Linked DNA regions of Homo sapiens: region 2 is linked to region 1. The links are chromatin loops, found by intact Hi-C in ENCODE. Cell type or tissue: adrenal gland. All regions are shown on one strand. Region 1 overlaps PDE4D (phosphodiesterase 4D). Region 2 has its middle 270 kb from the start of PDE4D.

Region 1 (5,000 bases):
GCCTCCCAAAGTGCTGGGATTTCAGATTACAGGTGCCATGACGCCTGGCCCCACTTGATACATTTGAGGGTCTCATAAGGTCTTGAAATTGAGCCTGTGAATTTATAAACAGGGCTACAACCATCCTGCAGATGCAACTTTTTGGCATGCCAGAATCAGTGGCACCTGAAGAGCATCTCCTTGAAAGCGGTAGTAGATAAAAGGAGATGCCTTTCAGGTTTCAGACGTGGACCTCAGATTCACCTCCAAGACTAGAGTTATCACAGTGCACAGGATCATCCAAGAACAGACATGCAGAGGGAGGAAAGGCCATTGTAAGGCTCAGGAGAACATAGTAGAGCCTAAAAATGAGAACAAAATGGTACTATCAGAAAAGATGGCAGTGGTTGGGACATAAGAGAGGGTAGGTTCACAGGTTTGTGGGACCAGGACTCAGTCACTTTCCTCGCGCTAGGCTCAACCCTCACGATGGGGAAAGTAATGTACTTCTGGGCTTAAAATTCTTCACAGTCAACTGGTAGAGATATGAGGGAATTTATTGCTAAGTAGTAGGGAAAGTGTTTTCACAAATAACATACAGGAAATTCCCATATCATACAAAGGAGGTTGTATTATCACCACGTTTTTACATATGAGAAAATAGAGTCTTAGAAAAGTTATGTACCTTGCCTAGGAGCATGTGCCTAGATAGTGGCAGCTCCAAGATTCAAACCTAAAACTCCAGAGTCTGAAACTCACACAGTTTCTTCTCTGTTCTGAGGCTTCATGCAGCTGGACAGGAGGTTAGCCTGAGACAAGAGGAGGATCATTCTCGAAGGCAGAGAGGCTGGGGACATGACTGCTTTCTGGAAACCTGAGCTCATGGAGAGAGGCTGAGAGTCAGGAAAGTAGGACATGAAATCATTTAATGAGAGTGAAGACCAGCCAGGTCAGGGAGTTTGAAAAGAGAGTTTTGAAATATCCATTGTAGCTAATATGGGAGAGCATTCTTTGAGAGTGATTAAAATGGCGACTGAGGACACAGCTAAAGTGAGAAAGAATAAATCTGTGGCAGACTTGCATATTTTTGGTATGTGCATCTCTTTCCGAAATCAATTGAACAGAGGTGGGAAAAGTAGCTTGGTGGATAATGAGGTAGAGTGGAAAGTTGAAAAGACAGAGCTTAGGAGTCTTTCTGATTGGTCTAAAATTCCCCAGGGAAAATCATGTTTCTTTTTATGAATATAGTCCAGGTCTTAGGTCTGTCCCACGGCACAAAGTTTTCAGGACATTCTGGACAAATTCACACATTTCCCTGGATGTCAGTCAATTCCCTTTGCCTCTGTGCTATCACTTTCCTTCTCTCTGCTTTCTCCTTGAGTTACCTGTCCCAGCTCTTCACTCCACATTCTGCAGCCTCCGTTTAGCTCCTTTATACCTTTGTCCAGATTCTTCCTAACTTATTATACTGCCTCCTCATGTCAACTTCCATCCCATCTGCATTTGGGAAAAGAAGCCCACATGATAAGTGAGTCCATCTGCTAAATGTATGCATCTTAGAGCATTTGTTCAAGATCAATAAAGATACAAATTATTTTGATTTTTCAGCTGTTGCCCAAATCCACAAGAGTACACAAATGAAAATGCACTGATTTTTAAAAAGTACAAATAGCCATTAAAGTTTGTATTGTTTTATTCTTTAAATAAGCCGGAAAAATGGGAATACGTAGGAACGAGGGAGCTAGCAAAATAGGCGGGGCTTCTGCGTTTCAGGTGGTCTGAGACTGCAGTGACCCTGAGGCTGGTGGACCTGGAAGGAGCCAGGGAGAGATGGTGGATCCCAGGGGTGGGAGCAAATGCATGGTCCAAGGTTCTGAATGGCAGAGCTAGACCAAAGGACTAACCTGCTAACCTTGACCAAGGAGATGGCCCAGAGGTTTTCTATTTCTACTGCTCCATCTTTTCATTATAAGTTCCCAGTAGAAACGAGTCATCATTTAAAATATCGGTGCAGCACTTAACACATAAGGAAAAATCAATAACATTCATTTACTTACAGTACCCAGAGAAGAAATAAATTCAAATACGTAAAAATGGGCATGAACCATCCTGTTCCATATCCCACTTTAGGACTGTCAGCAACTGTATACATTGCTGAACGTCATTGCTCTTGTACATAATGAATAATTTTCTGTAACCCTGTGAAGGCCGACTGATTTTTACGGAAAGACAGCTTTGTGTTAGGCGGCCCGCCTTCCCCACGGAATCGGGTTTTCCCACGCCACGTTTTGATGTTTCTGAGAAGTGTGCGCCATCTGCTGGCCGCTGAGAGGATTGACGAGCAGCCATAAGGAGCACCGTGTTTCTTGAGCATGACTTAACCAGGCAATGGAATTACAATTATCTTTGGGTTTCTAAAACATAATAGACATTTCAGGATTCACGTGACTTATGAGAAGTCGCTTAATTGCCTTTCAAGCAGTATACATTTTTTATTCAATATGTGTATTATTCTTTGTAATAATAAACGATGCAATAAAGCAATCGAGGGGTTCCCACATGCTCTCTAGGCAGAGATGGACCCCGGGCCCTAGATGAAAGGTTAATAGTTTGGAGTGAGCACTAACTCTGGTCCTCTGACTCTGAATCTAAGTCAGGAGTAGAATAGAGCTGTACAAAGAAGACTGCTTGATGGAATTGAATTTTGTCCCTTCTTCAATGGGGGAAAATAAAGTACAGTTTTCATCAATAGATTAATGACTAAACTTGGACCTTGATGCCAAATCCAACTTGAGCTCCGCCTGCACAGTCTGGAGATGTACATAAGAGACACATGCTCAGCCTCTTAGCACATCGTTATAATCCAGGCAGGCAATACTATATCCTAAAATTACTCCTCTTTGCTGAAATTGAGAAAATAGGAATTACCCAGGGTAAATTTGGTACATAAATGTACCAAATGGTATGATTTATTCTAGTACTGTCTTCTTTTTCTTGATTTTCTTCTTTATTGGGAAATTTGTATTTTGTAGTTCCTTCGACACTTTAAAAATTAAACTAGAGGGTAAGATTTAAGTTTTCTCACAACTAACAAATGATTTTGATTTTATTGCCCAAAGCCCTTTATATCTCACTTTCGATGGGTCTAGTCCCTTTGGCTTAATTTAGATGTGATTTTTCCTTAATAATTTTGAAAATGGTGGTGCTCTATACCAACTAGCTAGAATAGGAATCACATTGACAGTATTTAATGGATAGAAGCATCTCAAAGATCTTTGCTTAATGAGGGCAAATCATTAGCAATGTCCAACTCCCTATGTTAGAGGCGCCAACTAAGGCACGGTACTTAAATTTAAAGCACAACTCTTCGACTTCCATAAAGTACATATATTACATTATATTTTTAAATTACGGGGTAGTGACTCGATATGTCACTGGAATGTTTTGAATAGTGCCCCCGGCCCCCCTGCCAAAAAAAAGAATGCAAGAACACTGTCCTAACCAAGAAGGCCTGGGAGTTTTAACTAATTCAGCCTTTCAGCCTCCACTTAAAATTCTGGAAGACAGTAGTGTTGGTGCTAGCTGTCCTTGGCTGCAAGTTGTCTTTACAGAAGAACTTGGGGTACATTTTGGTGTGAGGCCACTCTTGCAAGCAGCATTTGCAGGCATTAAGAGAATGCACACAGTTCAATAAGCTGGGGTTATATTCATAATCAGTCTTTGTTTAATGCTGTAAAAATACTAAAGGAATGGCCAAAATCTCTCGGTATCTGGGGAAAAGGGTTCTTTGAAACTTTTGATGTGTGAGCAGAATAATGGAAACTTATCTGTTCCCCATGCTTTTAACACACACACAAACACACACACACACACACAAACGTCATAGATCAAGATGTAACAGGTTGGAATGGGGCCTAGGCTTGGGAATTTTGTGACTCCCCAGGTGATCTCAATGTACTGCTGGTTTATTAGCAGGCTTTGCCCAAACAAATACTCTTTCTCACCTACCAGGAGAAATCAAAGAGCTCTGGGTTAAACACTTGTATGTTAAAACCAAAATGGTGGGCATTGCAGAGTAGAGGAATTAGGAGAAGAAAATAGATATTGGGTCAAAAATTGGCCTCAGGAACCAGGAAGTAAGAATGGCCAATCTTAAAAGAGAAAGTTCTGTTGAAGAGGGAGCATTATCTGAAGTTGGAATGACTATGGAGGACAATGACAGCTGTCCCACAGGATGTCACTGGGCTGAGGAAAATCAGACTGGAAGCCACAAGCCCATGGGGGCTCAGGAAGCCTGTTTCCTGAGCAGAACAGAGCTGGGTTTGGCACATGCCTAGTGTTCCAGTGAAATCTGTCATTTTTCTGCTTCCACTTTTTACAAATGAGTTATTCAACGCTACTTTGTTGACACATGGACTCAGCATTTAAAAAATGACAGTGGAGATAAGGGTCTAAGGTAGTGATAGGCAAATGAATGATGGGCATCCATCATCTGAAGAGCTTCTTAAAATTCAGATTTCCCAACCCCACCACAGACGTCTGTCTCCGTAGGTCTTGGGTAGGGCTCAGAGCAGGCTGCTTCTGAAATTTTGAGGTTGTGAGGTAAGAATACAGGTGGGAGCCTGCATACCACTTGTCTAAATATTTAAAAGTTGTAAATCAGCCTAATGAACTGTGAAGGAAGCTCTGGCCTACTTCCTTGACAACTTAAGCCTATACAGAGACCTGGAAGATCAAGTTCAAATGCAGAACCTGAATGTTTCGGTTCTATCTGCTCCCTCAGTGTTAAAGGTCTGTCCTTTTTCCTTGACAAATATGCTTTCATAATTGTCTGGAAGGCCGGATTCCAATTCAGCAATTCCAATCCCTCAGTGTTGAGGGAAAGGGCCACCCGCTCTGCTCTTCTCTTCCCATCTGGCTCTGTCTGGAACCACGAAGCACCTCTGTGTGTGTGTGGGGACAAGCCAGCCCAGGTGCCTGCGTTTTGGCCCAGTACCTCCTACCCTCATACTACATATGTA
Region 2 (5,000 bases), 350 kb before region 1:
TTAACTCAAGGCTTGGCGTGGTAGGGGAGGTTGGGAATGGTGAGAAATAGTGCCTCCTTGAATGAAAGGTTGGAGGAAATAAGTTTACAGACTTGGCAGTGCTAGTTAAGGGCACACCCCATAAAGAAGTCTCAATATGGTTAACTAGTTTCCAGAGCAGTGCTACAACTGAGCCTTGTGCATCCCTGAAGTGATGAGCACAAGTATGATAATCATCGGAAGAGAACATATATTGTATAATTTGGAATCAGCCAGTTATTTGTCAGACTACCTTTGCTGTCTGTAGGATCAGACACACATGTGCCTCTGCATTTGGGTAAATGTAAAACCACATTTCCTATTATAAAGAGGAAAGACTGCTGGAAACAGCTGCTCTGGAAACCAAGTTGCTCAGAGGAAGTGAGCTAAACTTGTGTTTAGCTAAATGGTGTGTAGCTAAACCTACCCAGTGAAAAAAATATGTAGAAATGGACTCAATAACTTTCTCAAGAGATGAAAATATAGAGTAATAAATAGGCAAGAAAATAGGGATAGAAATGGAAAAAGTGGAGAGAGAATAACAATGGGAAAGGGAAAGAGGAAACACGCTTATGTGTTGTAGTGACTGACCAACGCAGTTTATGAAACAACATAGCTAGCTCAGGAGTTAGCCCAGGCTTTCAATTAAAAAGAGATGCATAAGCCCATATACCTCTTTTTCTTTCCCTCAAAATGACCTTGAGTTTTAGTTTGGTAGGGTTTTGGTACAGCTGTTATTTGATAATATCACATTGTGCTTTTCAATTAACTTAGATTGTTTAAAAAACAGATAACTGAAAACCATCTGTTTGTGGTTCTGTGTAATTTGTTCTCAGGACAGGGACTAGGAATGAACCATTTTAAATTCTGCTAATGAAACCTCTCATTAATTTAAGGAGTTCTACAAACTAAGTCTGTGGTACCAGGTAGAAGGGGTGCCAAGTGTTGGGCTTTCTGGGATAAGGGAAAATTAATTTCTTCCTTTGCCATTTGTGGTTGGGTAGCATCTTTTTTTTTTCTTCCTGGCAGCGAGTCTCATAATTTAATATGCATTAACATAATCAGGAATGATTGCTTAAAATACATGTTCTTGAAGTTTATCCCAAGAGATTTTTGATTCAGTATCTCTGGGAAGGGCTCCAGGAATTGCCACAGTTAAACAAGCTCCCCAGGTCATTCTGATGTAGATGGTCTGAAGGCCACACTGACTAATGCTGCCTTTTAGAATTGGGAGGTAAGTTTGGATTTTGTAGATCAAATATTACTACCAAGAATAAAAGAAATACACAAAACCTCCAAACAACTCAAATGATGTAACAACAAAGCAAATGGCTCAAAGCAAACAAAACCCAACAAAAGGTTTTAAATAGGTCCTTAGAGATACAATGTAATTTGTCTCAGCTGCGGAGACTTAAAGAGGCCAACTCTTAGTTGACATGGAAGAATAGGGACAACATTGCCAAGAAACATGGTTAATTTCAGTTATGGATACCAAACCCTGGGCTCTGGAAAGCATTAACAATTTTACCCACTATGCTAATCTTCCATATATGGGGCATGCTGGATAAATCTATTTTGCTAACGTCTCTTTTACAATAATGTACTTAATTTTGTTGGGTATATATTCTAATTTGTGTTTTCTAATTCAAGTTCTAACTTTTAAAGAGGCCCCCACCCCCACTGTTTTCCCTCGAGCTTATTAAAGGGCATAATATCACTTTCCTCTTGTTAAGAGTAAAGATTGGAAGAATTTAGTTATCAGAAAATGGTGGTAGGTTGATGCTTTTGGTGGTGGACGCAGCAGTCTGATGAATAAGCATCTTTCTTGAAGACCAGGGTTCTGCCACTAAAGATGTATGTGATTTCTAGAAAAATAATTTTACCTCATTGCATCTCAGTTTTCTCCTTTGTAAAATAGGGATAGTGGTAAGTGAATGATTTCTGTGATCCTCTCTAATGCTAAATAGAATGAGAATGTGCGAAGCCTTTGTTATCTCAGTAAACTTTACCACAATTCATCTGTAACGACAAAATGTTATTATTAGAAACATATTAAAAAGCTTGCAAGTGGCATGAATTCAGGCACTGTAAATGAGTGTAGTGCAGTACTGTGAAGGTGAGGGGAAAATATGCATGTTTCAATCATAGGGCTACAAGTTTGCACAGATCTGAAAAATTACTGTTGGGTTTCTTCAACTAGGGGATCCAGAATATCACTGTTATTCATACCTCTTGCCATTAGGTGGGGCAGTTGAAGAGTAGGAAGACCGTTTTCAAGTGAAATGTTGTTTTGCTTGAGTATGTTGTTTCATACTCAACAACATCTGAAAGTAAGTGGTAAAATAGACTTCCTTTTATATAGTCTAAACTCTCAGTGGCCAGATTATTAGTTTCTTTATTAATTCTGGATGGTGAGGAAGAAGGGGGACATGGGTGATAAAGTTAATGTAATGTAATATTGCAGATTGTATTATTAATGTAAATTCCCATTTGGAACTCAAAAGCCAAAATGGATCTGAAGTCAACTTATGCAGTCTACTTTTTCAGAAGAACAATTAAATAGTATGAGGTAGAGACAACAAAATACCAGGTTTATGGAACACTAGAAAGTGGAAAGGAGCCATGAGAGTTATTGCGGCCCTTCTCTCAGTGTCTATTGATTTCCTTTAGCATCTGGGGTACTTAACTATTTCCTTCTCCTTCTACTTTCTTTTAGAAAATTCTATGTCAATTAATTTATCTGACATCTTAATCGATAATTCATTAAGAAAATCTTTTGTGCCCAGCACATCATGATGAATTTTGATGGCTAATGTTACCTGGTCTCTGTTTTGAAGTGTTTTTATTGACTTATAAATTTAAGATGTTTTCCTAGAATTAAAAAAATGACATGGAAAAACTTCAAATCAGTCTTTTATAAGGTAGTGACTTTAAATTTTCATTTGTCAATTTCCACATTTAGGACAAAAAGTAAGAGATGTGGAGAGGAAGACAGGAATACTAGGGAAAAGGTGAGAGAAGAAGTATTTCTGGTTACTTCTGTTGTATATTCTTAAAAGTAAGAGTCCATAGAACCATGATAGTCAAAGTACTGAGGAAACAGCAGATTTGGAAATTTACATTTCATATCAAAGGGATTTTCTGTGAGACAAACCAATGAGATTTGATAGATTAGAAAGGAAGGACTAATAAAGAAAGCAACTGAATAAATACTTGAATAATAAATGATATGTGTTTTTCACACTCTGGTCCAGTTATTTTTTTTTCTCTTTTAAAAAAAATTTTGTTAGTGTTTTTGTGTGAGATAGTTAAAAGTTCCTGCAATCCACAGAGCTCTATATTTGATTAATTCTGGATTCCCAGCAAGTTTGCATGGCTTTTCAGAGGACTACAAAATAGGGAAAAGACTAAATTCAATATAGAATTGACCCATGAAAATCACGGGAGTTAGTGGTACCAACCCCTGTGCAGCTGAAAATCTGTGTGTAATGTTTGACTTCTCCCAAAAGTTAACTACTAATAGCCTACTGTTCACCAAAGTCAATTAACACATAATTTTTATGTTTTTGTATTATATACCGTATTCTTACAATAAAGTAAGCTAGAGAAAAGAAAATGTTATTAAGAAAATCATAAGAAAGTGAAAATAGATATTTACCATTCATTAAGTGGAAATGGATCATCATAAAGGCCTTCATCCTCTTCATCTTCATGTTGAGTAGGCTGAGGAGGAGAAAGAAGAGGTCAGGTTGATCTTGCTGTCTCAGGGGTGGCAGAGGCAGAAGAAAATCTGCATGTAAGTTGGCCTGTGCAGTTCAAGCCCATGTTGTTTAAGGATCAACTGTAAATCTTTTAACTTTTCAAATGACGCTCATTCACACAAAGAAATTTGGAAGTAGACAGGATTTATATGCAGCTATAATTTTAAATGGCAGCCAACATCATGAACAAATTCTCCTGACATCTCATTCCTTGATTTCTAAGAAGTCAATGCAAGAGGAAGGTGAGAATCAAATTTGGGCAGCTTTGCTCAGCTGAATATTATATGGTGATGATTATGTTAATAATTAAAATATTGAAATATTTATTTAGTACAGTCATTCACCATGTAACATTTTGGTCAGTGATGGATGGCCTACCATGGTAGTTTCATAAGATTATAATAGAGCTGAAAAATTCCTATTGTCAGCTCTACTGATATCACAGCCATCATAAAGTTGTAGCATAACATATTACTCATATGTTTATGGTGATGCAGGTGCAAACAAACTCACTGCATGGCCGGTGATATAAAAGGATAGTACATACAGTTATGTACAGTACATAATACTTGATGACAAGAATTACTGATAATAAGTGTTACTGTTAAGTACTTAATATAATAGATTACGTCCCTGATTTATGTATTTACTATACTATACTTTTTAATCATTGTTTTAGTGTGTACTCCTACTTACAAAAAAAAAAGTTAACCATAAAACAACTTCAGGAATGAGTTTCTTGAGGAGGTGTTCCAGAAGAAGGCATTGCTATCATAGAAGATGACAGCTCCATGTGTGTTATTGCCCCTAAAGACCTTCCAGTGGGACAAGATGTGGAGGTAGAAGACAGTGATGTTGATGATCCTTATCCTGTGTAGGCCTAGGCTAATGTATGGGTTTCTGTCTTAGTTTTTAACAAAAAAGTTTAAAAAGTTAATTTTAAAAAGCTAGAAAAAACTTACAGAATAAGGATATAAAGAAAGAAAATATTCTTCTACAGTTGTAAAATATGTTGGTGTTTTAAGCTGAGCATTATTACAAAAAGTCAAAAAGCTTAAAGAAATTAAAACGTTTATAAAATAAACATGTTACAATAAACTAAGGTTATTATTGAAGAAAGAAAATGTAAAAAATAAATTTAGCACAGCTTGGCCTGGCGCGGTGGCTCACGCCTGTAATCCCAGCACTTTGGGAGGCCGAGGCGGGCGGATCACGAGGTCA

What was found. A loop is a pair of places that touch in the nucleus more often than their neighbours do. Peaks named below come from ENCODE experiments on the same cell type or tissue, not always from the same donor. Only the 100,000 strongest peaks of a DNase experiment are listed, where the experiment ranks them.
Region 2: it touches region 1 in a loop (4-fold over the local background); 26 of 110 quality-filtered maps call a loop at or near these places.

Annotation. Positions count from the first base shown.
Region 1 is chr5:59,807,438-59,812,437 of GRCh38, reverse strand. All of the region lies in intron 1 of PDE4D (phosphodiesterase 4D), which reads left to right. Among named protein-coding and RNA genes, the nearest start is that of PDE4D, 84 kb to the left of the region's middle. In adrenal gland, CTCF peaks have their summits at 2,092 and 2,292 (motif pointing left); a DNase peak (open chromatin) is centred at 2,267.
Region 2 is chr5:60,158,798-60,163,797 of GRCh38, reverse strand. It overlaps a transcript of PDE4D not described here. Among named protein-coding and RNA genes, the nearest start is that of PDE4D, 270 kb to the right of the region's middle. In adrenal gland, a CTCF peak has its summit at 2,269; no DNase peak of the experiment used is centred here.